Linked DNA regions of Homo sapiens: all the other regions are linked to region 3. Evidence: chromatin contacts called from ENCODE Hi-C data. All regions are on one chromosome and are shown on one strand. The core of a region is the stretch at or near the end of the contact, and the rest is flanking DNA. Distances in the headings are between cores, read along the strand shown. Region 1 has its middle 21 kb from the start of LINC02851. Region 2 holds the start of KDM4C (lysine demethylase 4C). Region 3 holds the start of SMARCA2 (SWI/SNF related BAF chromatin remodeling complex subunit ATPase 2). Region 4 holds the start of PLGRKT (plasminogen receptor with a C-terminal lysine).

Evidence for each region. Hi-C counts contacts between places; a loop is a spot of excess contacts on that map. Pooled maps may share reads with other maps.
Region 1: a map of CD8-positive, alpha-beta T cell shows a loop between it and region 3 (19-fold over the local background). The contact joins the enhancer-like site here to the promoter of SMARCA2 in region 3. A Hi-C loop is called at or near these places in 4 of 168 maps with a recorded cell type or tissue (CD8-positive, alpha-beta T cell, ascending aorta and naive thymus-derived CD4-positive, alpha-beta T cell), 2 of 37 single-sample maps with no recorded cell type and 15 of 50 pooled maps.
Region 2: a map of CD8-positive, alpha-beta T cell shows a loop between it and region 3 (29-fold over the local background). The contact joins the promoter of KDM4C here to the promoter of SMARCA2 in region 3. A Hi-C loop is called at or near these places in 5 of 168 maps with a recorded cell type or tissue (CD4-positive, alpha-beta memory T cell, CD8-positive, alpha-beta T cell, ascending aorta and 1 more), 1 of 37 single-sample maps with no recorded cell type and 19 of 50 pooled maps.
Region 4: a map of B cell shows a loop between it and region 3 (20-fold over the local background). The contact joins the promoter of PLGRKT here to the promoter of SMARCA2 in region 3. A Hi-C loop is called at or near these places in 2 of 168 maps with a recorded cell type or tissue (B cell and sigmoid colon), 1 of 37 single-sample maps with no recorded cell type and 11 of 50 pooled maps.

What each region holds. Positions count from the first base shown.
Region 1 is chr9:6,680,049-6,687,274 of GRCh38, forward strand. No RefSeq gene overlaps it. Among named protein-coding and RNA genes, the nearest start is that of LINC02851, 21 kb to the right of the region's middle. RefSeq lists enhancers at 871-1,250, 1,157-1,905, 1,371-1,660, 1,731-1,850, 3,419-3,678. Within about 2 kb of position 1,628, at least 41 of the 41 ENCODE cell types and tissues checked have a DNase peak (open chromatin) inside an H3K27ac peak, as active enhancers do; they include CD8-positive, alpha-beta T cell and ascending aorta, where a contact is called at or near this core.
Region 2 is chr9:6,752,479-6,760,284 of GRCh38, forward strand. It overlaps KDM4C (lysine demethylase 4C), which reads left to right and starts at 5,495. Exons shown (of 22, transcript NM_015061.6): 1 at 5,495-5,725. RefSeq lists enhancers at 3,586-4,297, 5,029-5,388, 6,589-6,808 and silencers at 5,429-5,668, 5,759-5,928.
Region 3 is chr9:2,009,672-2,017,260 of GRCh38, forward strand. SMARCA2 (SWI/SNF related BAF chromatin remodeling complex subunit ATPase 2) reads left to right here and starts at 5,676. Exons shown (of 34, transcript NM_003070.5): 1 at 5,676-5,733. RefSeq lists enhancers at 2,836-2,965, 5,176-5,225, 5,286-5,335, 6,122-6,678 and silencers at 5,386-5,725, 6,866-7,035, 7,336-7,445.
Region 4 is chr9:5,435,832-5,442,871 of GRCh38, forward strand. PLGRKT (plasminogen receptor with a C-terminal lysine) reads right to left here and starts at 2,094. Exons shown (of 6, transcript NM_018465.4): 1 at 1,958-2,094; 2 at 738-863. RefSeq lists enhancers at 1,396-2,595, 1,651-1,740, 3,301-3,460.

The DNA.
Region 1 (7,226 bases), core at 378-2,877, 4.7 Mb after region 3:
CCATTAATTAGTTAGTATCTTCAATTACAGTAATTTGTCTTCTCATGTTAAAACAACCTAATTTGGCTGGACGAGGTGGCTCACGCCTGTAATCCCACCACTTTGGCAGGCGGGTGGATCACTTGAGGTCAGGAGTTTCAGACCAGCCTGGCCAATACGGTGAAACCCCCCCACCGTCTCTACTAAAAATACAAAAAAAATTAGCCGGGCGTGGTGACGCACGCCTGTAATCCCAGCTACTCGGGAGGCTGAGGCAGGAGAATCACTTGAATCCAGGAGGTGGAGGTTTCAAAAAAAAAAAAAAAAAAGAACAAAACGTCTCAAAAAAAAACCCCCACAAAACAGAACAAAACAAAAAACCACATAACTTGGCTATGGTATTATTCCTTTCACATAATACTAGATTTTGCTAATATTTTGCTTACAGAGTTTCCCGTCTAGACTCATGAGCAAAACTTGCATACACTTTTCCTTCCATTCGCTGTTCTCGTCAGGTTTTCCTATCAGGGTTATGCTAGGCCATTAAAAAGTTTAAAAGTGTTACCCGCTTTCATCTTCCTTCCCCCTTTTATTCTGGAACTATTAAAGACTGGAATTATGTTTTCCTCTTATATATCGTTCAATTTGCCAGGGAAGCCATGGTGGCTTGCAGTCTTCTTTGTTGGAAGACTTTGGACTACTCTTTCAATTTGTTACTAAACTATGTAGGTTTCCCATTTCCCTAAACATGGAAACAGAAGACCTCCTAGGACGTCTCCATTGCGGGAGGGAGACTGCAGAGGTCTCCGGCCACAGGACTGAGGAAAACCGCAAAAAGACGCGGTCACTACTAGGCGGAGTTAAACTATGGAGCCGGTACCCCCAATACCCTGCCCGGCAAGGCCGCCTCGTGACGTCCCCGTCTGACAGAGTCCCTCCCCATAGGGCCGCGACAGAACCACCGCACGATGGGACACGCGAGGGTAAGCTCAGGTCTCAGCGCATCGTGTGGGCGTCGGGACAGCGTCCTGGGCACCTGTTCCTTCCACCTGCTCAAATCTCTTTCCCTTCTATGAAGAAGGGGGCTCCGGGCCCCATCCCCAGGGAGCAAGAAGACGCAGAGGACCGCGCCGGTTCAGGTGCCGCTGGAGAAATGGAATCTGACGGAGAAACTGATCTGGGGCGGCAGCCCGCTAGGTTCGCCTGACTCACTAAATGCTACTACAGTGCCCCACACGGACTGCCACGAGCGGGTCACGTGACTGGACTCTGGATCGGCTGTGCTGTGATGGCCGCGTAGCGCGCTGCTGTGCGCGCGAGACTATAAGCCTCTGGGCCGCCGGTGCCTCCGCGCGGTCACCGCCTCCACCCGCCTGGCCGCTTCCCTCGGCGCATGCGTAGCACACCGACTCCAGGATTGTTTCCCAAATCCCACTTCCGCCACTTCCTCCTCCCGAGACCAGCCAAGCGCGCCTGGCTGTCTGCCCTTCTTGGGCTCTTGGGGAGAACGTGGTCCGGGAACTGGCAGTCACGGGGAGGCAGCACAAGAGGTTTTCGCCCTCATGTGCTGGTGCAACTATCGCGACCATCACCCTGAGAACTGGAGGAAGGGTGCCGCAGGCAAAGAGTGGCGCGCCTGCAGATTCGGTTCCGCGCTTGGGGCTCTCGCGAGACCCGGCGCTGGAGTGTGGACCGCGCGTGCCGGTGACGCGTGGTGCAGACACGTCGCCGGTGCCTCTCTCCCTAGGCCTTCCTGGGGGTGAGCTTCCGTCCCAGACGTCTTCGGTCCTACACTGCTTCCATTTCTTTTTTTTTTTTTTCCTTCTTTTTTTCTTTGAGACAGGGGCTCATTCTATCACCCAGGCTGGAGTGCAGCGGCGCGATCTCGGCCCACCGTAAGCTCCGCCTCCCGGGCTCAAGCGATCCTCCCACTTCAGCCTCCTGAGTAGCTGGGACTCCAGGTGAGCGCCCTGCTAATTTTATATTTTTGGTAGAGACGGGGTTTCGCCATGTTGCCCAGGCTGGTCTCAACTCCTGGTCTCAAGTGATCCGCCTGCCTTGGCCTTCCAAAGTGCTGGGCTTACAGGCGGGAGCCACTGCACCCAGCCCTACGCCCCATCTTTCTGGGTTTCTGCCTGGTATTGTTACATCTCCAACAGGCTTAACTCAAAGCTGACTTTCCGCCTGTGCTGTATCTGCCCCATGGTCCTTTAGAGTATATAAAATATAAATGGCACTTTGGGAGGCCGAGGCAGGAGGATTGCTTGAGCTCAGGAGTTACTGACCAGCCTGGGCAACATAGTGAGACCCCCGTCTCATTAAAAAATAATAATGCAGGCAGGGCGCAGTGGCTCATGCCTGTAAACCGAGCACTTTCGGAGGCCAAGGTGGGCGGATCGCCTGAGATTGGGAGTTCGAGACCAGCCTGACCAACATGGAGAAACCCCATCTCTACTAAAAATACAAAATTAGTTGGGCGTGGTGGTGCGTGCCTGTAATCCCAGCTATTCAGGAGGCTGAGGCAGGAGAATCGCTTGAACCCGGGAGACGGAGCTTACAGTGAGTCGAGATGAGCCACTGCACTCCAGCCTGGGCAACAAGAGCGAAACTCCATCTCAAATAATAATAATAATACAAATAAATAAATGTACACACACAAATAAATGGACTTGATAGCGATTTTTTTAGGTTTTCAGCTGCCCAATTCAAGAAATGTATTTCTTCTTGTCCCTGATTTCCGTCACTGTCCCAAGGCAGTGGGATTAAAGCACCACTACCGTTTTTAGATCCTTGTGTTTGGCATTCCATGTCCTCCTCTCAAGACGTTTGACGTAACTTTCTCCATCTGCTCTGTTGAAACATATGCTTCAAAATCTTTTTTTTTTTTTTTTTGAGACGGAGTCTCGCTCTGTTGCCCAGGCTGGAGTGCAGTGGCGCGATCTCGGCTCACTGCAAGCTCCGCCTCCCGGGTTCAAGTGATTCTCCTGCCTCAGCCTCCCAAGTAGCTAGGACTACAGGCGCCCGCCACCAAGCCCGGCTAATTTTTTGTATTTTTAGTAGAGACGGGGTTTCACCGTGTTAGCCAGGATGGTCTCGATCTCCTGACCTCGTGATCCACCTGCCTCGGCCTCCCAAATTGTTGGGATTACAGGCGTGAGCCACTGCACCCAGCCTACCAGCCTAGACCTAGTTTTAGTTCCTTTTTTTGCTTCACTCCATTGTAGCTTAGGAAGCTAGTTTCAATTCCGGATTCTACCGTCTATCTGTATGACTGGGCCTTTGGTCAGTCTTTCTAAAATGAAGATTGCTCATTTTACAAATGAGTAAAAACTACCTGACATGTAGTGCAGGCTTTGTAAAGCACTCATCATGCTGCTTGTCATACTGTAAGCACTGATATGGCATAGGAAACCCAACCCCCAAACATAGCACCTTGGAAGTTGAGAAAACAGCATATACTGGAAGGCCACTGTCACATCTCCCTCACCCGTCTCTGAAGCAGGCCATAAAGCCTAGGAAGGTCATCCTCTTATCTCTCTTGAAAACCCTCATGTGGCAGGTGTCCTGCCCTATATCAGGGTGGAAGGAATGTCACACAGGGACACCAAGAATAATCTGAACAAACAGGTCTTGCTAATCTCATGCCCCCAATTTATTACCGTGAGATCATACCCGCTTTGTTCAATCATACTTCTGCACAACTATCCACTTTCTCAAACCTATGCATAAAAGTACACAGACTTTTCTTTGGGTCATTTCCTTAGGAAGACTCCCCATCATGTAAAACTTATATTACACAAATTTGTATGCTTTTCTCTTGTTAATCTGTATTTTGTTATAGGAGTCTCAGCCATGAACCTTACCATGGTTAAGGAAAACTTGCTTTTTCTTCTCTACACACTCAAATAAATTAGTTTGCCTCCTTTTCCATGCTTACCCAATATAAAATAGTAAAATGCCTCTTTTTTTTTTTTTTTTTTTTTTTTTCTGAGAGGGAGTCTCGCTCTGTTGCCCAGGCTGGAGTGCAGTGGCGCGATCTCGGCTCACTGCAACCTCCGCCTCCCAGGTTCAAGCAATTCTCCAGCCTCAGCCTCCTGAGTAGCTCGGATTATAGGTGCCTGCCACCACGCGTGGCTAATTTTTGTATTTTTAGTAGAGAAAGGGTTTCGCCATAATGGTCAGGCTGGTCTCGAATTCCTGACCTGAGGTGATCCACCCATCTTGACCTCCCAAAGTGCTGGGATTGCAAGCGTGAGCCACTGCGCCCGGCCTAAAATGCCTCTTAGTAAGACTTAATTTCTGTCCAGGCATGGTGGTTCATGCCTGTAACCCCAACACTTTGGGAGGCCGAGGCGGGTGGATCACCTGAGGTCAGGAGTTCGAGACCAGCCTGGCCAACATGGTGAAACCCCATCTCTAATAAAAATACAAAAAGCATTAGCCGGGCATGGTGGCGGTGCCTGTAATCCCAGCTACTCGGGTGGCTGAGGCATGAGAATCACTTGAATCCGGGAGGTGGAGGTTGCAGTGAGCTGAGATGGCGCCACTGCACTCAAGCCTGGGTGACACAGCAAAAATCTGCCTCAAAAAAACAAAATAAAAAATGAGAAAAAATACTTAATTTGTGCTGTGCCACCAAAAAATGTGCATGCTAGAAACTGTACTTTACACTATGACATTTTATGTAACTGTCTTATTTCCCCCATGAGACTGCAGTGGTCTCAAGGGTAGAGGATTGACCTTGTCCATATGTGTTTTCTAGGCTTCCATCATTTGCCACAGACTGAGACATGTACTAAGTTGTACGCCGTAAATACTTCATAAATAGTTACTGAAGGCATAAATAGGCAGAGAGTAGAGTTTGTTTGTTTGTTTGTTTGCTTACAAAAAAAGGGAAAAGAAAGCAAATGCTGAAAAAACTTGCTGTTAAACCATGCACGCACGACATGAGGTCTTTGTAATTGGTTCAGGAAGATTTCCTTCTCCCCATGCTCCACCCTCTTCATTACAAAGATGAAATTATTTTTATGTTTAATATTTATTTATTTATTGAGACGGAGTTTTGCTCTTGTTGCCCAGTCTGGAGTGCAATGGCATGATCTCAGTTCACTGCAACCTCCATCTCCTGGGTTCAAGCGATTCTCCTGCCTTAGCCTCCCAAGTAGCTAGGATTATAGGCATGCGCCACCATGCTCAGATAATTTTGTATTTTTAGTAGAGATGGGGTTTAGCCATGTTGGTCAGGCTGGTCTCGAACTCCTGACCTCAGGTGATCCGCCCGCCTTTGCCTTCCCAAAGTGTTGGGGTTATAGGTGTGAGCCACTGCATCTAGCCTTTTTTTTTTCTTTTTTTCTTTTGAGACAGAGTCTCACTCTGTTGCCCAGGCTGGAGTGCAGTGTCATGTGATCTTCGCTCACTGCAACCTCCTCCTCCCAGGTTCAAGTAGTTCTTCTGTCTCAGCCTCCTGAGTAGCTGGGACTACAGGCACCCGCCACCACACTCAGCTAATTTTTTGTATTTTTAGTAAAGACAGGGTTTCACCATATCGGTCAGGCTGGTCTTGAACTCCTGACCTCAGGTGATCCACCCGCCTCAGCCTCCCAAAGTGCTGGGATTATAGGCTTGAGCCACCACGCCCAGCCATGGCCTATTATTATTATTATTATTATTATTATTACTATTATTATTATTATTATTATTATTTTGTGACAGAGTCTTGCTCTGTTGCCAGGCTGGAGTGCAGTGGTGCTATCTTGGCTCACTGCAACCTCCACCTCCCAGGTACAAGCGATTCTGCTGCCTCAGCCTTCTGAGTAGCTGGGATTATAGGCGCGCGCCACGACACCCAGCTAATTTTTGTATTTTTAGTAGAGACGAGGTTTCACCATGTTGGCCAGGATGGTCTCAATCTCTTGACCTCATGATCCGCCTGCCTTGGCATCCCAAAGTGCTGAGATTACAGCCATATATTTATTATTATTATTATTATTATTATTATTTTGAGACAGGTTCTTGCTCTGTCACCCAGCCTGGAGTGCAGTGGCATGATCTTGGCTCACTGCAACCTCTGCCTCCTGGGATCAAGCAATTCTCTTGCTTTAGCCTCCCGAGTAGCTGGGATTACAGGCACACAACACCACACCTGCCTAATTCTTCTACGTTTTGTAGAGATGGAGTCTCGCCATGTTGCCCAGCCTGGTCTTGAATTCCTGGCTTCAAGTGATCCTCTAGCCTCAGCCTCCCAAATTGCTGGGATTACAAGGATGAGCCAATGCACCCAGCCTGTGTTTATTCTTTTAAATGATAGTAAAGTACAATAGAGGGAGAGAATTGCAGGTTATATTTTTTGTTTGTTTCTCTGTTTTTTATTTAATGTCTCCCCAGAAACCTCCATAGGTGCTTCACTTTCTAGTTTAGTTCCTGCTAATTTTAATAGCTCAAATGTTACCCTATCAGGGGTGTCAGTGGGAGAGCCCTGCGGAAGTGGAGTTCCCTGAGGAGGAAAGTTTCTACATTCAGAAAAGACTTGGCTTGGGTTTTGTCGGGAGGTAAAAATGGGTCAGTGACTCAGAAAAGCTTGCCTAAAAGCTGACATCTAGTGTTCATTTCTGAAAATATGTCCTGACATACTAACCCTGAGATTTTCTATCCCAAGAACTGTTTTTATTGATTTTATTGTTACGCACCAGATTTCAAGACCATTTGACTACCCAAAGAAACACAACTTAGAAAATAATTATGGTTTTCACTTTGTTTTAATCACAATACATATAATACTGCCAAAACAGGACTTTGGATCAACAGACATAATAGCAATTATTATTATTTTATTTTACTTATTATTATTATTTTTGAGACGGAGTGTCACTCTATTGCCCAAGCTGGAGTGCAGTGGCAGGATCTTGGCTGACTGCAACCTCCGCCTCTCGGGTTCAAGCGATTCTCCTGCCTCAGCCTCCCAGGTAGCTGGGATTACAGGCATGCGCCACCAGGCCTGGCTAAGTTTGTATTTTTAGTAGAGATGGGGTTTCACCATGTTGGCCAGGCTGGTCTCGAACTCCTGACCTCAGGTGATTCACCTGCCTCGGCCTCCCAAAGTGCTGGGATTACAGGCGTGAGCCACTGCACCTGGCCAGCAATTATTTTATTTATTTGAGATAGAATCTCACTTTGTTGCCCAGGTCTGACTTTGCAGTGGCACAAGCATGGCTCACCACAGTCTAGATCTCCTGGGCTCAAGCAGTCCT
Region 2 (7,806 bases), core at 4,245-6,744, 4.7 Mb after region 3:
CGGCTTACTGCAATCTCCGCCTCCTGGGTTCAAGCGATTCTCCTGCCTCAGCCTCCTGAGTAGCTGGGTTTACAGGCATGCACCACCATGCCTGGCTAATTTTGTATTTTTAGTAGAGACGGAGTTTCACCATGTTGGTTAGGCTGATCTCAAACTCCTGACCTCAGGAGATCCGTCCACCTCGCCTTCCCTGGAATTACAGACGTAAGCCACCGCGCTCAGCCTAAAACCAGGGATTGTTAAAGCAACTTCCAAAAAGTTATATTGTGGTCTCTTTCCAACTAATATATGAATTTTATTTATATATGCCAAGTGCTCTATTTCCTATTATAATCAGAGACTTTATAAAAATAGCAATAAAATATCTGTGTTCCTCAATGAAGATATCTTTTAAGTTCATGCCTGAGGTGGAGGAGCATTTTATCCCTCAGTGATGAAAGATGTCCTGTGATATTCCAGGCACTCTATGATCATTAATGGAAGAAGTGTGCTTGGACTGAAACCCATGCCTCACCCTAGTTCCAGGGGACCACTGAGGAGTCAGAAATAGCAGCTGCTTTTGATCTAAGCTCTGATGTAACTACAATACTAATCAGTATCTCAAGAAGTTCCTCTCCTTCTACCCCAATGGATGGTTTGGTTGACTCTGGCACAAATCCTAATCCTTATCAGGAATGGCCATGATAAGCTCACCTAGAGCAGAACTTCTACCTCTTCTTAGTCAGTTTGGACTGTCTTTCCAATGATAAGGATTTCATGGATCTAAAACTTTTCTTCCACCCTTATTTCTGAAAGTCTTCCAACTCAGGCCTAAGAGTAAGCACACCAGGCATTTACCTGAAATAATGGACTTGTTCCATGATTATTAAATCTATAAACACTGACTTCTATCTTTTATCTATCATGTCTTGGTCTATTTTGTGGTGCTATAATAGGATACCACAGACTGGGTAATTTATTTTTATTATTATTTTTAATTGAGATGGGGTCTCGCTATGTTGCCTAGGCTGGTGTTGAACTCCTGGGTTCAAGTGATCCTCCTGCCTCAGCCTCCCAGAGTGCTGGGATTACAGGCATGAGTCATCTCACCTGGCAGACTGGGTAATTTATAATGAACAGAAGTTTATCGGCTCGCAGTTCTAGAAGCTAGAAAGTCCAGGACTGAGGGGCTGTATTAGGTGAGGGACTTTGTGCTGCATTATCCCATGGCAGAAGGACAAAGAACAAGAGAGAAGAGGATGAACCCATTCCTGCAGTTACGGCATTAATTCATTAATAAGGGCAGAGCCCTCATGGACTAATCATCTCTCATTATTCCTGTATAAGTAACATACATATTTGATAAAGGTAAAGGTAAATAAAAACACTAAGTATTACTATCATTGAATTCTTTTTTTTTTTTTTTTTTTTTTTTGAGATGGAGTCTTGCTCTGTCACCCAGGCTGGAGTGCAGTGGCACGACCTCGACTCACTGCAAGCTCCGCCTCCCGGGTTCATGCCATTCTCCTGCCTCAGCCTCTGGACTAGCTGGGACTACAGGCACCTGCCACTGTGCCTGGCTAATTTTTTGTATTTTTAGTAGAGACAGGGTTTCACCGTGCTAGCCAGGATGGTCTCGATCTCCTGACCTCAGGTGATCCGCCCGCCTCGGCCTCCCAAAGTGTTGGGATTATAGGCGTGAGCTACCGAGCCCAGCCTCATTCAATTCTGTATATTTGTTTTGTTTTCTTTTCTTTTTCTTTTTTTTTTCTGAGATGGAGTTTTGCTCTTGTCATCGAGGCTAGAGTGCAGTGGTGCTATCTTAGCTCACTGCAACCTCTGCCTCCTGGATTCAAGTGATTCTCATGCCTCAGCCTCCCGAGTAGCTGGGATTACAGGCACCTGCCACCATGCCCAGCTAATTTTTGTATTTTTAGTAGAGACAGGGTTTAACCATGTTATCTAGGCTGGTCTTGAACTCCTGACCTTAGGTGATATGCCCGCCTTGGCCTCCCAATGTGCTGAGATTAGAGGCATGAGCCACTGTGCCCAGCTCAATTATTTATATTTGTAAAAAGTGTAGTGTACTTCAACAGATTCAAAATTAGACTATTATTTAGAAGTATATCAATTTGCAGCCAGGGCAGTGGCTCACTCCTGTATTCTCACCACTTTGGGAGGCTGAGGCGGGAGGATCATTTGAGCCCAGGAGTTTGACACTAGCCTGGGCAACATAGTGAGACCCTGACTCTACAAAGAAATAAACAAATTAGCCAGGTGTGGTGGTGTGCGCTTGTAGTCCCAGCTACATGGGAGGCTGAGGTGGGAGGACTGCATGATCCTAGAAGTGGAGGCTGTATTGAGCCGTGATAGTGCCACTGCACTCCAGTCTGGGCAACAGTGTGAAGATCCTGTCTCAAAGTAAAAAAAAAAAAAAAAAAAAAAAGCAGCATATAAATTTGCTGCATTATATATATTTTAAGAAACTTACAAGTATTGGCCAGGCATGGTGGCTCACGTCTGTAATCTCAGCACTTTTGGAGGCGGAGGCCAGCAGATCACTTGAGCTCAGGAGTTTGAGACCCGCCTGGCCAATGTGGCGAAACCCTGTCTACAAAAAATACAAAAATTAGGCCGGGCATGGTGGCTCACGCTTGTAATCCCAGCACTTTGGGAGGCCAAGGTGAGTGGATCACAAGGTCAGGAGATCAAGACTATCCTGGCTAACACGGTGAAACCCCGTCTCCACTTAAAATACAAAAAATTAGCTAGGTGTGGTAGCACGCGCCTGTAGTCCCAGCTACTTGGGAGGCTGAGGCAGCAGAATGCCGTGAACCCAGGAGGCGGAGGTTGCAGTGAGCTGAGATCGCGCCACTGCACTCCAGCCTGGGCAACAGAGTGAGACTCTGTCTCAATTATAAAAAAATGCAAAAATTAGCTGGGCATTATGGCACATGCCTGTAATGCCAGCTGCTCAGGAGAATGAGGCACAAGGCACGAGAATTGCTTGAACCCGGGAGGTCAAGGCTGCAGTGAGCCGATATGGCGCCACTGCACTCCAGCCTGGGCAACAGAGTAAGACTCTGTCTCAAAAAACAAACAAATAAATAAAATAAAATAAAAACAAGTATTGTCTCTGAGGTGATCTGATGATCTGTTCGTTAGTTCACATTACATATAAACTTCAAGGGGAATCTATGTATTGTTCATACAGCCTTCCATTAATATATTGCAATTGGGATTTAAACAATTGAATCTAAATAAAAAATTTACTATATGGCTAAAATGTTTTCACGATAATTCATAATATGGAGGTATTTTGATACATTAGGGACACAAGACTGCCCTCAGTGCCATGAGTCCAGTTGATTTTCTAGTAGGCTCTCTTCACTTTCCAAGACTGTGAAGCACTTAATGGATTCACATAGTGCTTTACAGCTTTTGAAGTGTTTTGACATTTTACATTATCTTCCTTAAAATTAAAAAGTGCTCAGTGAAGTTAGCAAGGTTCGTATATCCACTTCAGTTCTTCAGGTTAAAAAAAAGTCATACTCTAATTCACAATGGTAAAGAAATGTTATTTGTGCATCTGCAAATTCTGAAGAAAATGGATTTCAGGTTTCCAGATTTTTTATTCTGGTGCACAAGATTTCTAATATAGCATATGGCTTCCAAAAGACCCTAGCTGCTTGATTGTGGACATATTTCTTAACCGCTATGCTTCAGTTTCCACATCTGTAACAATGAGGTATTAATAGTACCTATTCATTGAATTATTATAAGTATTTATTAATACATGTGAAGCTCTGAAGACAGTGTGTAGCTCACATTACTGTTCTAAGTAAGTGTTAGGTTGCATATTTATTATTTTAGCATATCCAATTTACTTGTAAGGATGGTTGGGATCCTGACGTTACATGCACACATTTGGAAAATTCCCAGTTGAGTATACGTTAGCCAAGTTCAGAATTGTGTGTGGCCGGGTGAAGTGGCTCACGCCTGTAATCCCAGCACTTTGGGAGGCCGAGGCGGGCGGATCACCTGAGGTCAGGAGTTTGTGACCAGCCTGGCCAACATGGCGAAACCCTGTCTCTACTGAAAATACAAAAATTAGCTGGGCGTGGTGGCGGGCGACTGTAATCCCAGCTACTCGGGAGGCTGAGGCAGGAGAATCTCTCGAACCCGTGAGGCGGAGGTTGCAGTAAGCCGAGATAGCGCCATTGCACTCCAAACTGGGCGACACAGCAAGACTCCGTCTCAAAAAAGAGTGTGTCTGTGTGTGTAGCGGAACTTTGTTTTTAACAACTAAAGAAATATGGTGACCCAATAATCCCGTTAGCCTTAGCTCAATTAATCACATTCCATCTGTCCTCACAATGTTCACCCCAGTGAGAAACGAGTTCAAGCGCGTGGTAAGCGGTGTCGATATATTTTTAAAATTCTGTTATCAGTATAATGTAACAGAAAATTCAGCATATTAGCCCAACTTTGCTCACTGGTGTGAAGATATGCCCAATCTTTCTTAGCTAAGACGTTAGAGAAAACGCCACAAGGGACCCAGCTGGGAGCTCTGTAGGAAGTTTAAAAAAAAAATCATTCAGCTTTGCAAAACATCTGATGCTCAACCATCTGTCTTTGGCAGTACAGGGGCTTAAGGTCTGGTTGGTTCCTTCTGACACCTCGGAAGGCGGAGTTACAGAGGAAAAGCAACAAGTTGTAGGAAGTTAACTTATCTAGTCTCAGACGCTGGAGGCACCTGCATTTCTAGTCACTTCAGTTCTGGCCAAACTGTTATCAACTCTAGTTTCTGAGGGACCGCCAGCCCAGGATTCCTATTGGGGTCACCTTTGTGCCTCCCTATCTTAAGAGCACACTTGGGCGGGTCGGGGCGGGACGTGCTGGGTGTAGGTGACTCAACACCGGACAGTTTTGCTTCCAGAGGCTGACACGCTCCTGCGCGGTAGTTGTTAAAGGGTTGGGACACGAAGATACTCTTCGCCTATTCGGGATCTCCCATTGTGGGAAGGAGGCTCAGTGGTCCCGGCCACCGGGTGAAGGGAGAACGGGAACACAGCGCTGTCATCGCCGGAGAGCTGCGAGCCCCGACTTTCTCGCCAGGCTCTCCAGTACATTCCGAGGCTCCACCCCGGTAACGCCACGCTGACGTCCGCGCGTCGGAGGCCGCCATAGGTGCGCGTCGGCGCCCAGGAGGACGTGTGGCGCGTGGACTACATCAGGTCCAGCCCTGCGGGACCCCAGCCAGCGCTTCCGGGCAAGGTTCTGTGCACCTGTTTTCTCCTTCTACGCGAGTATCTTTCCCCTCCGGAAAGAATGGGATATGCCTGTGTCCAAAGGACAAGAAGATGCGCGCCAGCAAGCCTAAGTTAACCACAGCGCGGAAGTTGAGCCCAAAGCAAGAGCGTGCCGGGCACCTTTAAGCTGTTTGTAAGCCCACGTGACTCACCAAGTGCGGGCCCCAGCGGTCACGTGACGGCGCGCGCGCCCTCGCGCAGGGAGAGCCGGCGGTGCGCGCGCCTTCGCCGCTGCCTCCCACCCACCCCCTCGACGGGAGGGTGAGGCGCGGCGCAGTGATCGGGCGGCCGGGGTCCTGTGCGCGTGCGCAGCGAACAGCTGTCACCTAGTGCGGAACAAGTCTCCCAAATTTCCCAAATCTCCCTGGGCCGGAGGCCACTGTCTTCTCTTCCTCCTCCACCGAGTCGTGCTCTCGCCCCAACCCGCGCGCCAGGTAACCGCTTTTCCGGAGTCTGGGGGCCAGGGCGGGGGGAGGGTCCGGAGAGGTCTTCCCGGCACTGCCCCCCTCCGCGTGGGGCACGGGGGTGCGGGCGTCCGGGCGAGCGGCGACGCTGGGGCAGAGACGCTCCGTCCGTGACTGCAGCGACTGTCAAGCTGGGGAGGGAGCGGCCGGCCGCGGCCGCAGGGGAGGGATGCGGGGGCCGGTGACAGCCCGCTCCGGCCCTTACCGAGGTTCGGTACCCGCGCTCGCCGTTTTCCCGGGATCCGGAGTCGGGGTCGCCTCCTTGGGGCAGAGGAGCGCTCGGGCGGTCCTGGGATGCGGACCTCTTAACGCCGCCAGTCGGCTGTGGCGGACTCCAGGAAGGCCGGGCCTGGTGCACCCCTCGGGGCCCTCCCTTCCCTGGGAGTGTCACGACCCGCGGGGTGAGGGTGGGAGCTCCTCTCCTGACCACCCGTTGCAGGCAGTCATCCCGTCATTCGGGGTCGTCTTCAGCCCTCGCGGCTGTCCTTTTGGTGTTTCTTTCCCCCGGCATGGGGCCATTTCTTCCTGCAGTGCCTGGAGGAACCATGATGCGGTGTAGACGGCGGGTGCTTAAATAAATGCGAGTTGGATTAGGGCGCGTGGACTGCCAGGCACAGAACGTGGCGTGGAGTGGGGACGTGGAGGAGGGAGCCAGACAGGCCGGGGCTGTAGGCAGGAGCTTGGGGTTTTCCTCTGTGCTCCGCCAGTAAAGCCAGCAGCCGGGATTCAGATGCTTTCCGCGTGGACTTGATGCTGGGCTCCCCCTTTGCTGCGCGGTGCAAGCCTGCGCTGGCTGGCTCTGATTGTGGGCAATACTACCGGGAGGGGTTTTGTCAGGTTCCTTCTTCCGGAAGAGACAAGGTAAACTTTTTTTTGCGCTTGATAAACTAACCCCGAGAGGTGATTTATAAAGCACTGTTCGGAAATGTAGGTTAGAAAAGCAGAGTCACTTTTATCCTGGTGAAAGTTACTAGTAGGTTCCGGCCACTTAGGTTCACACTAAACTCTGCCCTATTTTCACCCATTTCAGTTTGCGGTATTTAAAAAAATGTCTAAATTCCGGGCAGCTTGGCTTTACTGTTTCTATGGCAACGGTGACTAATATTCTCATTTCGAAGTGTTGTGGTTGAAAACTAGTGGTTTTAATTTTTAAAGGTCCATTTTTTATTAGGAAGCAGTCGGCTCTGCTTTGCGATTATCGCTTGCTTTCTTACCTTGCTGGCCTCCGCGCAACCCGCCCATAGTTTGTTTTGGAACGGATTACACGGTTGTTCGGGTTTTTTAGGTGCTTTTTCTCCCAATTTCAGTGTTATGAAAAGTTTTCACATAAGCTTTACAGTATCCCGCAAACTTGGTAATACAGTACAATTTAAACCGAAGACTTATTTCTTTTTATTAACAGACTTTAGTCAGTTGCTTTTCTAAAGTTGAAAATCAGACCCGGCGCCGTGGCTCCTGCCTGTAATCCCAACACTTTGGGAGGCCGAGGCGGGTGTATCACCTGAGGTCAGGAGTTCAAGACCAGCCTGGCCAAAATGGCGAAACCTCGTCTGTACCAAAAATTCAAAAATTAGCCAGGCATGGTGGCAGGCGCCTGTAATCCCAGCTGAGGCAAGAGAATCACTTGAATCCTGGAAGTGGAGGTTGCCGTGAGCCGAGATGGCACCACTGCACTCCAGCGTGGGTGACAGACTGAGACTCCATCTCAAAAAAAAAAAAAAGTAAAAATATAAATAAATAAATAAATAAATAAATAAATAAAAGCTTTTAGTAAATGAATAGTCTTGTGCAACCATCACCACAATGAATTTTTGAATTTTTTTAATCCCCAAAAGAAGCTCTGTTCCTATTAGCTGTCATTGCCTAGTTCCCTCCAATTCTATCCCCTTCTGTCCCTAGGCAACCACTAATCTGCTGTCTGTCTCAATAGATTTGGCTATTCTGGACATTTTATATACATGGAATAATACACTATCTGGTCTTCTGTGAGTGACTTCTTTCACTTGGCATAATGTTTTTTAAGGTTCATCCATGTTGCAGCCTGTATCAGT
Region 3 (7,589 bases), core at 4,426-6,925:
TGTATTTTTGGTAGAGACAGGGTTTCACCGTATTGCCCAGGCTGATCTCGAACTCCTTACCTCAGGTAATCCGCCCGCCTCGGCCTCCCAAAGTGCTGGGATTACAGGCGTGAGCCACAGCGCCCGGCCTGACCTATTTCTTGTTAGATCTCATTAGGCTGTCATTGTTTTAGTCCTCAATTTGGCTGGAAAAGAGTTCTCAGAGGTTAAACTGGCAAATTTGATCCTGATTTTCACCTGTGCTTATATTATTGGTATTATCTCAATTTTCTATTTCCTCACAGAAATTGTTTTTTAAGCCACGTGCTCCCCAAATAAGAGAGTTGATTGATATAGGCCGGGCACGGTGGCTCACGCCTGTAATCCCAGCACTTTGAGAGGCTGAGGTGGGCGGATCACGAGGTCAGGAGATCGAGACCAACCTGGCTAACACGGTGAAACCCCGTCTCTACTAAAAATACAAAAAATTAGCCGGGCGTGGTGGCGGGCGCCTGTAGTCCCAGGTACTCGGGAGGCTGAGGCGGGAGAATGGCGTGAACCCGGGAGGCGGAGCTTGCAGTGAGCAGAGATCAAGCCACTGCACTCCAGCCTGGGCAACAGAGCGAGATCTGTCTCAAAAAACAAAAACAAAAACAAAGACAAACAAAAAAAAAAACTAGATGATATAATCTTAAGAATTTATTTAACGTGGAACCTGTAAAATTAAGGCAATATCAATGCTTAAAAAGATGTCAATGACAATGAAAGAACCAGAAGGTGCCAGTATCACCCCTCTGCCTGTGGCGCTTTTTGTTTTTCAGTACTCTTCAGCTACACTACATGACACATGACCAGTTTACTTAGGGACCATGTAAAACACTCTAGGGTCAAGGGTCAATGAGTATAATAAATATACATAAAGCTCTTTTTTGTCCTTGCATCATTACTTTTTTCAATTATTAAAGAAAAAAGAAACAGATTTTCTTCTGTTCTTCCTATTTCACAGTAAATTGTCTTGGTCACTCCGCTTTGGAGATCCCTGCCTTAGGCAAATTACTTCCTGATTCTCAGTTTCCTCACCTGTAAAATGGAGATGAAGTCATAGATCTCGTAGGGTTAAATGGATTAAACAACATATGTACAAGTCTCTGTACAACTTCAGGCATGTAATTTAAAAGAGAAATAAAAAGGAGCTGCAATTATAATTGTGACTACTGTATTAAACAATTGCCATGTATGCATTCATGTTACTCCTAGCCTAATTTAAAAACAAACAAAACCTCTTGTCGGTGCTCTTTCTATGACTACAAGAGCTGTAGCTTCTCCTCATCTTCCCACATCCCCCCTCCCCAAAACAAAACAAAACAAAACCAAACAAAAACCAAACACATTTTCCAAGCGTTTTCAAGCCTTGGCAGATACTGTAAAGATTCGGAACACTTACTGATGTTGTTCATTAACATGATAATTACTAATAGTGAAGACCGGCTAAATTTTCTATGTCAGGTAATTTTATTATCTATCTCTCATCCTTTCCTTCAACAAAGTTTTTTTTTCTTTTCTTTTTTTAAATACAATGTGCTAGGTATCAGGGTAATTGCTGAGGTTTCAAAGATGAATCGAAACACCCTCCAGGCACTAACCATCTAGAGGACAACACCAAACAAATAATTGCATCAAAGTGATAAGTGCTATAATGGAGGCGCACACCGGTTGCTATGGGAGCAGAGTAGGACAAGCAGCTTCCTCTGCCTGGGGAGAACAGGGAAGACCACTAGAAGGATTCTGGGTCATAGTTGAGTTTTGAGGATGTGGGTTGAGGATCTGCACTTCAGTCAGAGGGGAGAATGTCCAATGTGGTCACTTAGGAACCAAACGGTAGACAGGTTTTCCCTGAGCCCAGGCATTTTTGGCGGCAGGGTCAACAACGCTGGTAGAGACCTGTCTATGCACAGCCTAGGATAACATGCCAAGAAGTTTGAAACTTACCGTAAAATGGATTGGGAATAGACAAAGGATTTTAAGCTAAAGAACGATATAATCATAAAGAGAATTGGGGGTGGTATTTTGGGGGAATGATTGTGAAAAACATAATTTATTGAACATGCCCATTAGAAAAAAAAGAGAGAGCGGGGTGTGGTGACTCACCCCTGTAATCCTAGCACTTTGGGAGGCAGAGGCGGGTGGATCACTTGAGTTCAGGAGTTCCAGATCAGCCTGGCCAACATGGTGAAACCCTGTCTCTACAAAAAATACAAAAATTAGCTGGATATGGTGGCGGGCACCTGTAATCCCAGCTAATCGAGAAGCTGAGGTTCGAGAATCCCTTGAACCTGGGAGGCGGCGGTTGCAGTGAGCCAAGATCCCGCCACTGCACTCCAGCCTGGGCAATAGAGCGAGACTCTGACTCAAAAAGGAAAAAAAGAAAAAAGGAGAGAGAGGAGTGTTTATTTCTGTAATAAATTTACTTGTTAATTCTAAACTATTCTTTAAATTAAATGTCAGCTGATTCAATTTGTCAAATCTTGGTTTCCATTACTGAAGATGAAATACTCACTGCCTAAACGGTCTTACCTGCTCGTGTTTGAAGCTAGGCAACATTTCAGGCAGCATTAACAGTTTGTCTGTTGGGACTAGAAGCTTCCTAACGTTGTGCATGGAATTTTTCTTTATGAGGGTGTTGTATCCAGATACCAAGTTTTAAACCCAGTATCTACTCTATACAGAATGTAACCAAAGCAGACTTACATAACAAGTGAATGTGGCCATACAGACATGAAAAAGTGACTTCTATCTTTTGATACCAAACTAGAAAGAGAAAAGCAAGTTCAGAGAACACATTATGACTCATCAAAGTCCAAAAAGAAAAGCTGCGTGTGAACGTAGCACCCTGTGCAGCCTCCTGGAGTCCTTTTACCCTCCAACCACATTTGCTTTTGTATGATTTTCTGCAAAACAAAACAAAAAAAACCCATCATTTTCCTCCTTAACTTCAATTGTTAAATTTCGTTTTACCTCAGAGGTGAAACTCATGCTATATGTTCTACAATCTTCTTTTTGTACCAAGTGAATGACGCTGCCTTTTCATTTCTCCTGTGTTGAGGCCTTATTTTATAAAATTCGTAACTGCTAGGGTACAAACTACAAACAAGACGAATTTTTAGAGGAACAACTTGAAGGGTGATGGGGGAAGGTGGTGCTTTCTTAGACCAATGCGAAGGGAGAGGGAGATGCAATATCTATATTTAATCTCTGTTCCCAACGATGTATTTTAATTCCCATAGCTGTGTGTATACAATGCGTGGATACCAACGCCTCCAAGGACAACATCAAAATTTTATATGAGCTGAAGAATATACACATATAACAAAGGGAATGTTTTCTTCTTTACTTTCCCTGTGACAAAATGCCAGAAGGAATGGACAGTTTCTTTCTCCAGGGACTTACTAATTGATTTGTTTTTGTTTTTGTTTTTTTGAGGATTTGCATGGCAAGTGGAAGTAGAATCTTAAGGGGATAAAGGGCATTTATTCACAAGGGAATAAAAGTGAAGTTATCAATTTCTGAAAATTGGCATGTGAGGCCGGCATGCCAGAGAAACAAATTAGACCCCAAAAAAATTAAAACCTAATACTCTCAATGTAATAAGCATTGCTATTAGGTTAAATCTCTTTATTAGAGACAGGTAGGTTATCTGGCTATATTATTAGTTGCGACTTATTAGGCAGTTAGAAGTTAGTATTTATGTTACACTTTTACTATACTACTAGTCTTGTTTAAAATTTCTCCCTATATATTTCTCAGTTAATAGTTATACCGGCATATCCTCAGGCAGAAAAACAAGTTCTTACAATGGATCCTTCAGGGCACACTATATTCTATTTCTCTTAGCTGTGTTATCTTTCGTTGTCTTGAGGTTCACTTCAAGATAGACAGAAAATGATGAAGCTAAAGTTAACAAGCAAGTAGCAAGACCTTAGAAAGCTATAGGGTGGGTGATCACCAACACTCCCAGCCATCATGAAAATGCTGCCCTAGTGGGCTCTGCTTCAGCCAGCAGTGGACCAGTGATATAAAGAATTCTTGCTTCTTAATGACTACATGGCAGTATTTGGCGTTCTTTCCATTACTTCTTGTCTTCAACTTATCCAGCCTGAAGTTTTAAGCATCCTAGAACTGCATTTCAGACCCAGTTGCTCAAATGGAGTCAATTTTGCAACAGTAAAATGGTCTTAAAATAGGATTTTACTCTAGGGGGAAGAATCCTCAACCAGATAGTCACAGTGCACTTTGAATGACTAATTTAAGCCATTACATTACGAAATAAGGGATAAATCATACTTTTCATAACACTACTGCATAGGAACAGTTTTAAGAGTCAAGCATCTACATTAATCTGAGTCTAAAATAATAGGCCCCTGATTTAAAGTCTCCTAACATTCTTTCACACTTCATAAAACTAAAAATAAAATTGTCTCACCAAACACCGACCTATTGGTCCGGCCAAAGTACTGTATTTCAAGGAAAATTGGAGCAAAGAGGTCTCAAAACCGCGACTTGCCAGCAAATTACAATTTGCAGCCTTAATTGGTCTCAAATGCGGGGTGAGAGGGAAGAGACTACGGTCTGTAGAAAATAAGAGATTTATTCCCCTTTTTAAATCAAAACCAGATTCCATGCTTCAGCCGCCCCCTAACCCGCCAGCCCCGCCCCCAGGGTTTGTTTTTCCATATTTTTGTATATATTTTAGCGAAGATGGCAGGTGAGGGAAGGTTATAGTGCTGTACCTAGTCCACGAAGTAAACAGAGAGGTTAGGGTGGGTTTACTTATTTATAAGGCGTTCAGCCTCTCAGCTGTTTCTCCCTCGTTGGCATTTGGAAGCTTGCAGTCCTTCAGGGAAGAGACAGATTTGGCAGGAACGTTCTTTGTGCCCGCCTCCCTTTTCTATTTTTTATTTTTTTACCTGGAATAGGGGGCAGATTTATAATGACAGCCTTAGGGAAGGGGGAGAAAAAGTTTCAGCCGGCACGACAATGCCCGTTTTTTCCACAGTCCACACTGTGCCACAAACAGCTTTGGTGCCACTCGGAGCCCGTCCCCCGTCCCCTCCCTCTCTCTCTGCAGGCTCGCACTGGCAGGCGGAGGCACAGTTAAATTCCAGCACCTTCTCCACATACCCCCGAACTACTACGCGCTATTACTACGGCTGCCCTCCGTTTTCGCTTCGCCTCCTCCCCTTCCGCAGTCTCCCTGGAGGAGCCCCGCGGCGCCCGAGGAAGAGGACTGCCAGGGAAGGGACAGCGGGCGCCCAGCTCCAGCAGGGCTTGGGGCTTTCTGCATCCCGCGCAGTTTCTCTGCTCCAGGCACAAACGCGGCCCGAGAGCCGGCGCCTTGCAGTCACACACGGATCCACGCATACAGTAGAGCTGTCTAGATCCACATTCTTGCACACCGCCCCCTCCTCCCCCCGCGCTCCCGGAGTCGCTGAGCTGAGCGAGTGACAGGCGCGTCCCGCCAACCCGCGCCCGGACGGGCAGGGAGGAGCGGCGCGCGGGGCCAACTGCGGCGCGTCTTCCGGCGCCCGCGGAGGAGGCGAGGGTGGGACGCTGGGCGGAGCCCGAGTTTAGGAAGAGGAGGGGACGGCTGTCATCAATGAAGTCATATTCATAATCTAGTCCTCTCTCCCTCTGTTTCTGTACTCTGGGTGACTCAGAGAGGGAAGAGATTCAGCCAGCACACTCCTCGCGAGCAAGGTAAATATAACTTACAACTCTTTTCTCCTCTTTCCCCTCCCTTCGGCCGCCCCGCTGCAGCCGCCGCTCAGACCCCTCCGGCACCACGCCGCCTTCGCCCGGGATTATCCATTATTATCCTAATTATTATTTATTGTGCATGCAAGGAGACCAAAACAAACAGGCGGGCCAACCGCCGCGACAAAAAAAAGCCCGCCTCCTCCCCGCGGGCCTCAGGTGGAATGCTCTAACGACAGCTCCCAGGCGGCGGTGGAAGAAACGAGAAAGTTTCAACCGAACCTTGCTGTTCTAATAATAACAGTAATAATTACTACTTCAAGGGGGCAAAGGAGGAAAAAAATCCCAACAAGCCACAGCCTTGATCCTGAGTGGGCAGTCAGAGGCGCTGCCAACTCAAGGTTGCAACACACACATTGGGCCAGGTTGCAATCCCCCCATCCCCTTAAAAGTGAGGCGGCGGGGAGGGGGGTGGCCGCAGGAGGGGGAAGGCCTGGGGGACAGGGGAGGAGGATGGAAACGCTACTGTTCATCCCGGGCAACCCTCCCCGGAAGAGTTGGAAGGGGAACGGGAAAGGAGGGCGGGGAGCCCAGGCTGGCGGCGGGGCGCCAACGGACGCTGTTGCCACCCGCTTCCCAGGGACTTGTTCAAAGGGCTCCGGCTGCGGAGACGTGAGCGGATCGCAGCGGGAGAAGCCTGAGCTGACGCGCGAAGGAGGTAGCGGCCACTGCCGCGGGGCCGGTGCGTGCCTGATCGGAGGTGTCACCTCCACTTTCCGCGTTTCCTCCGGCGTGGATGGGGAGGCTGATTGGTAGGCAGGCCTTTAGGCAAAGGGGCTGCCAGGGGGCTGCGCCCCGGGCGCTGCGGACGTCCCTGCCTCTGGTACCTGGCGGCAGCGCAGGCTCGGGTGTTAAAGTTCGGGATGTCCGGCCCGGGCCGCACTGCTGGAGGGAAGGGAGGAGGCCCCCAAGGAGGTCGGAGGTGCCCGCCAGCCTCCGTTACCCTGCCCTCCCTCTCCCCGGGTCCGTGTTCTTTTGCTTCGCGTCTTCCCCTTGCTTGCGCCGCGGGAGCTGCGGGCGTGGGGCGCCTGCGATCGTCCGGGTGCTAGGGGCGCGCCGGGACCCAGGAGAGCCACGGCGGCGGCTGCGGGCCCGGGAGGCCATGATCCGGATAATCCTGTCTGCCTGACTGTCACAAACAGGACCCGCGCACCACCGGGCAGCGGCGGTGTGGTTCGCCCGGGAAGGGGAAGGGCTGCGGTGGGGAGGGAATAGGGGGGTGGCGAGGGCGGGAGGCGGGGAGACCGGGTAGGAGCCTCCTCCCAACGATGACACGCACTCCTTCCTTCTCGCTCCCTGCTCAGGAGTTTGCTTTATTCCCATCCCAACCTGGTTTACCCCTTCCTTTGCTCTCCCCCTCCACCCGGCCGTCTTCCCTTCCTCCCGTTTGCGTTGCAAAACACGGCCATGCCATCTGCAAAGGTGTCGCGATGCACTTCCCTAAATAACCGGTCCGGCGCGCCAGCCCCTCGGCGCCCTCCGGCCGCAGGGCGCACACGGAGCACAGTGCTCCCGGTGCCCCGCACCAGGCCTCGCAGCCTGGGTGCAGTTACACGGCGGAGGGCGGGGCGCGGCAGTGCGGGCTCCGGCGGACACCCGCGCCTTGGCCGGGGCACTTGGGCCGGTTTCCGGTACACGCGGGGAAATCGCCTCCTGCCAGTGTCTGATCGCTCGCCTCCGCCTCCGCCTCTGCCGCCTGGATTGCATTATTATTTTTATCCGGGTTGCCGTTTGCTGCGGATGGTGGTGAGCGCGGGGCTGGCTGGGCTGCTTGGGGGGTGGGGTGGAGGGAAGTTGGA
Region 4 (7,040 bases), core at 844-3,343, 3.4 Mb after region 3:
TCATTACAGCCAGGATTCCCAAGTATTCTGTGGGAAGCCCAGCTAATGGGGTTCCAGGTGAGTGGGAGCTGCAAGCAAGACTTCAGTGACTTCCTTGTATTCTGATCAAGGATACACCTGGAGTTTCAGGGCTCTGTGCCAGAGTCAGCTTCAAAGCTGAGCACAGGATACCAAACCACTTACCAGGATGAAGAGGCACAATGCTGAAAAGGCCTGAGGTGGTGAGATTTCCCTCCCCTTCTGCCACTGTGCCACTCGAGCACCCTGTGACCAGAGTTAGAGGCCACTCACTGACAGCAGGGTGATTTGGCAGTTCTTTCCTTTCTCCAAACCCTAACAGTCCCATGCGACTCATCTCTAACAGCAGACCAGAACCTGCCTGAGGTTAGGAGCGAGATATTATCCATCTTGATAGTCTCCATGGTGTCTACTTCCCCTAAATATTTGCACAAAGCATGAGAGATACAAGAAAAACTGTGGCTCAGGCCACTTGCCATTACTTATTTTTCTTCTGAACATAGGAGTGGATGACTAAATTTTTACACCTGCTGCAAACATTTATAAAGAAAACAACTGTACTCTAGTACTATTCCTCCACATACCCTGTATATCACAGAGCTGTGTGCTTTCAAGTGCTCCTGTTTGTAAGGGGTTAGGATCTCCCCTGAAAAGAGAGAGTCCTCATGTCAATCATCTGGGAAAGAAACACTGTCTGGGAAGTTAGTATTTAGATTTACCTCTTTCTGGGCCTTGCTCTCCTGGGTCTGGACTTGTAGTCTGAATGTGTTAGAGGACGCTCCCAGGTGGAAGGGTTAAAGGTGGAAGCCAAGCAGGAAGAAGAGCTTCCTTATGGGAAACCACACCTGAGAATAAATAAATGCATCACACCTTGTAAATTTCACCCTGGAGTTCAGTATTTTCAACATTCTTTCCTTTCCCAACTTCCCCATTCCTGGCAAAGTCATTTCCCAAAGTCTGGGAATATTCCGTAGGGTGTCCAGAACACTTTCAGCTATCTCCTCTTGCTCACAAAATATGTATCAGAAAATAAGCAAAATTGACCTTGCAATAGGGATAACTTTGATTTCACTCACTTGTATAAGTTAAGTCTTTTAAAAATTCTAACACTTTTCACCAGGGGTAAAAAAAAATGTCTTGCTACTTATACAATTTTAAACATCACTGTGTCTCAGAGTGATGTTTTGCAGAGAATGCTGATTTCAATCCCTCTGTCTTCATTTTCCCTTTGATTCCTTCTGAGATCTTGGAAGGGGTCTTTAATGCTTCAGCCCTGCCTCAGGTGAGCTATAGATTACTATGGGAAGGTGTATTTCTGGGGAGGAGAAGTGGTGCCTGCAAGTTCCAGACAACCTTTCTTCCGGTCACCCGTGAGTACCTAGATTTGATTTTACTTGGGGGGACATAAAAAATTAATTGCATGAATTCTGTCATCGGGATTACCACGCTGACTTATTTCCCGATCAGATGACACATTGCCTGAATGTATGACTGATCGTCTCACCACAGTCATTTTCAATATTTGCATCCCATTGAAATTAAGCCACATCCCCTTGCAAATTCCAGCCCAGAGCCCACAGCTTCCGGAGGTTTTCTGTAATTAACACCGCCCTTGCTCCCTGAGGCCAGTTACTGTAATTTAGGTATTCCCCGCAATAGTGTGCTGATTTCTGTTGAGAGCACTGTGCCTGTTTTTCTCAACTCTATTTTAAAGCTACGGAGAGATCCGGAGTCCACGCCAGGCGACAAGAACGCGCTCTAATGGAACGAAGTTGGCAATACCTATCAGCACCAGGGGCAGTGCGAGAGCCAAGAGCCGGCGCTCACGAGGAGCGGGCGCCCAGCGCTGCCTGGCAAGCCCGGAGCCCAGGAGATCGCGCTGACTGACATGGCCGGGCTGACCCTTCTCCCCACCCGCCTGCGGCCGGTGTTCACTCACTGGGCGGCGCTGGTGCCGGGACCAGGCGACCGGTACGCAAACCTCCAGGCCCGGGCTCCTTTCGCCCGCTGCAGGGACCGGGCCTCGCTCCGCCCAGCGTCGGGATTGGCGCCCAGACACAGTAGATGACGCACCTCAGCCAATTCGCGCAGCCCTCAGCTTCTTTAAAGAGCCGGCACTTCCGCCAGAAGCCGGGTGTGTCCTTCCGGGCCAGGCTCAGTGTTACCAGAGGTGGGAGGGGAAGGTCAAAAGAGGCAAATTCAAAGCCGCGGCGACTCAGCTGCCAGATTTTTGAGATGAGGCAGAGGAAGCGGAGTGGAATTCTCAATTAAAGGCCTCTGTCCCCTCATCTGTTAAATTGGCACTATTAAAAAGTCATAAAGATAAGACAGAAACGAGAAAGAAGAGAATTGACTGAAATTACCCATTCTTTTTTGAACAGAGCCGTCTTTCTCCCCTGCTGCTCAGAGAGATGTCGGTCTCGCCTCAACCTCACCAGCAATTTCTATCTTGAATAAGCCACGTCTCTCTCCCAGCCTGAGAGAATGCTTGAATTGTTGGCACTCTGTTCTTTGCTACCAAATGGCTTGGAAAAATAGCATGAACGTCACCAGTCTCTGGCCTTCAGGAAAGTCCCTGCTAACCACCACAGCGGTGGAGAAGGCGTCTAACTTTCTCCAGGCTCAGCGTGTGAGTGCACACCGCCCTGACCTCCTGGGCGCGTCTTGATGCTCTCAACAGCAGCCCTCAGGATTCTGGACTGTGGGTCCCACATTCCAGATACCATTTGTGGAATGGCTGGATGAGAAAATTGCAACAGCACCCTCATTTCCAGTTAAGGGAATGGGCGGGTTACCAGGAGGTTTGACACTCTTGAAGGGAGGTTAACAACTGATGCAAGAAGTAAGGAATCGTGTTTGAGTGCACAGACTCTAGCATAAACACACCTACCTTCAATTTCTAGCTCTGTCACTGTCACTCTGAATTTATCACCTCTGCAACAGGACTAAAGCCATCTAATTTATTGGATTGTGAGGACTAAAAGATAATATATGTGGGCATTTAGCACAGTGTCGGGCACATAGTTCGCCTTCCGTAACCAGTAGTAACCAGTAACAGCGGGGAGCTGTTAGTAACTATAGGGCTGAGGGGTGGGGGAAGGAAGCAGTTACTAAAACCAGGCGAGAGCGAGAGCGGTAGCTGTGGCTGTACGAGAGAGTAACCAACTGGAACCGTGTCGTTCAGTAGAGGAAAGCAAGCAATGCCAACTTTTCACCAAGTAAGGTGAGATTCTATAGTTGTAGCCAGTGCTGAGACGTCAGCCCAAAGCAGGGACAGAGTGGAGAAGACCCACCTCTCTGTTCTCCCAGCTCTGATATCCAGCTGGGGTCTTCCGCTGGCTGGATCCACCAGGAAGCCAGAAGACAGTGGAGCTAGGTCTGTGTAGTCTGTAGAGGTCAGCCTACTAGGCACAATGCCTGGAGGGAGAAATAGAAAATATCCAGCACACCATTTCTTTTTTTTGTTTGTTTTTACACTTTAAGCTCTAGGGTACATGTGCACAACGTGCAGGTTTGTTACCTATGTATACATGTGCCGTGTTGGTGTGTTGCACCCATTAAGTTGTCATTTACATTAGGTGTATCTCCTAATGCTATCCCTCCCCCCTCCCCCCACCCCACAACAGGCCCCGGTGTGTGATGTCCCCCTTCCTGTGTCCAAGTGTTCTCATTGTTCAATTCCCACCTATGAGTGAGAACATGCGGTGTTTGGTTTTTTGTCCTTGCGATAGTTTGCTGAGAATGATGGTTTCCAGCTTCATCCACGTCCCTACAAAGGACATGAACTCATCATTTTTTATGGCTGCATAGTATTCCAGCACACCATTTCTACAACCTTGGGTTTATTGTGTTTGGAAGCCTAGATCCAAAGGAAGGAATGCTGCCACTAGAAGACCCCGTCACTGAATTGAATTGAATTTCAATTCATTGATTCGAAAGCTGAAACTGCCCTCTGGTCACTTTGATTCCTCACAGTGACAGAATGGTATGATTCATCCCAAATACCAAAAGGAAATTGGGTTACATCTATATATTGAGGGCAAGAAGAACTATGCATGACACCTGGAGATTCACTGGGCACTTCTTAATACTGCCGTGTGCCATAATAATGATTATCAGATAACTGAAGTAATGCAGAAATTTCAGATCATGAAGAAATTAAAGTGTTGAAGCATACCAGATAAAAAAATCCTGATCTACCTAGGTGTTGGCATAGGGCAGGGGAAACATACATAAGTAAATGAGTAGGAAGCTATGATTATTAATTTTAGCCTTGCAACAAGCTCTAGAGGCAGGAATTATAGTAGCTCTCCATTTAAAATGTTAATTACTTCTTCCCTGACTCTCTTTTCCTATTACCCTGCATAAAGAGTAGTGGTGGAGATAAATATTACAATTTAGTTTCTGGGTGAGAATGTGCCTGAACTGACATCCCCTCAAGGCAATATGGCAGCTGATGAGGCTTGTTAAGGAAAATCAAAGCTGGACAATAGCTGTAGCAGTAAAAATAGATTTTTATTCAGCAACTTTTGAAATAGGGGGAAAGAGACCTTGGTAAAGAACTGGGCTCAATTCTGAATACAGTAAGGATAAGTGGGGATTTATAGCCGAGGAGCAGGTTGTGTGGATGGGGGTGGGGTCCGTGGATGGAAAATTACTAAGAAGAGACAGCAAGGGTAGGGGAAATCCTTGCTAAACTGACCTAACAGGATTCTTGCTAAAGGTAGGCCAGGGTAAGCAGACATCACCTGGGGGCTGGTGGGGGTAAGGAATTTGATCAGATATTGAGAGTGGTCAAACATTCAGGGTGGGAAGATCCTCTCTAAACTGACTTAGCAGGATTCTTGCCAACACTGATTCTGCAAGGATGAACACTGCAGCCCAAGGTCAATATCTAATCAAGGAGATGGCTTAGAGGAGCCTGACTAAAGTTTGGTCGAGGAGAAATCTTGTCAGACTCTGTCATTCTCATATGTAAGGGATGAGCTGCTCTTCATCTGAGCAAAGGAAAAGAATAAATTCTGGGTGACAAAACAATTAGACTGTCTAGGTTTTCTGTTTGCCTTCCATCATATTCATTCTCCTCACTTCCCTGCCCTGTTCTATACCCCAAAGCTGACCTCTTTGGACGGCACCACCTGGGCTCTCCTCAGCTGGTTTCCATTTGAGTTTGGACAGCGGGAGGCATTCAGGGAGATGGGAGGCAGGAGGAAAAAGACATCAGGGTATATTTTCTCTGTTCTTTCTCTGTTTGGGGCTGAGTATCTGGTGGTGGTTGTGTTTCTCCACAATTGCAGCTCTTGGCAAGCAGTCCCTTCTCCATGGCTCCAGCTCCATGGGCTCTGGAAACACTTTTCTCCTTTGCTATGTAGCCTAGAGAGAGCGCAGTCTTCCTGCTGTTGCTAGACTCTGGATGACTCAACTGGATGGTTCTCTTAGTCATACTCCTTTAAGTAGTGTCTTCACTAATATCTCTTTAATCAAACCAACTGAGTAAAATTCTGATTCCTGATGGATACATGTTAAACCGAAAACACACATTATAAATTTTCTTGTATGTATGATGTTTTTCATAATTTTAAAACATAAGTGAAAAAAGTGACCATAGAAAAATATGCCCAGGAAATTGAAAAAAAAAGTCTTGGTATAGATATTGGACACATTTTATAAAATGTGGAGTAAGAGGGTTAAAGGAAATTTATTTCAGAATCAAATGGCATATAACTTTAACTGGTATGTGAATTATTTTCAGTTGTATGAATTTGTGAATATATATGTGTACATTTTTATGCATATATATAAATATGTGTTTTATATCATCTTGCATTATAACATAAGGATTTTTATGTTGCTACATTGCATTTATATTTACCATTTTTAACAGCTAAAGGATTTTCAATAAGTGTGTATGTAACAACTTCCATTGCTGGATATTTCTCAGTATATATATGTATATATACATATGTGTGTATACATATATATATACATATGTGTATATATACATATGTATGTATATGTATATGTACGTATGTATGTGTATATATACATACATGTGTGTATACGCATATATACATATGTGTATATATACACGTATATACATGTGTGTATATATACACGTATATACGTGTGTATATACACACGTATATACATGTGTGTATATACATGTGTGTATATACACACGTATATACGTGTGTATATACACACGTATATACATGTGTGTATATACACACGTATATACATGTGTGTATATATACGTGTGTATATATATAAACACATATATATATGCACATGCATATGTATACACTGAGTTAAGTAGTATAAATATTTTAGAGAAAATTGATGTAAAATCCTCAACTCATTTGATGCTCCCTATCCCAGGACAGTAAAAATTGCCCAATATTTCCTTGGACCTCCATAAAGAAGCAGTTTTTCAAAAAATAAAGTGTTTGGAAGTTTAAGATGTGCCTAGCAGTGTCTCCTTTTAACAGAGATGCTTTCACAAGGATTTGAATTTCCCCATTGAGCTGGGAACCAGGTTTAGCCAAGAACTTCGGTCTGTGAAGGACTGCAAATAGTTGCACAGTGTGGGGCTGAGGCTAGAACCTCCTTAATATTAAACCATTCTGGGATGGTGCTCCCCAAATTCTGGATTTTAACCTTCACTCCAATCCTGGGGCACCTCTGTAGCTTGGGCATGACCTGGACACAAGCTTTGTGTAAGCCTTCTTTGGACTTCATCCATTCCTCAACGGTGACACCATGTGGCAGTGTAATATAATGGCATCAGTGGACTCAGATCCTGTTCTCTCCCTACCTAGAGATTTTTAAGATTAAGATATGTAATTCACAACCATAAAATGTACCACCTTAAATTGTACAATTTATTGGTTTTTCATACATTCAAAAAGTTGTACAACCACCACCATTATCTAATTCCATAACATTTTCTTCACCCTAGAAAGAAACCTCATACCTATTAGCAGCCACTCCCCAAACTCCCCATTCTCCCCATTCCCCCAGTT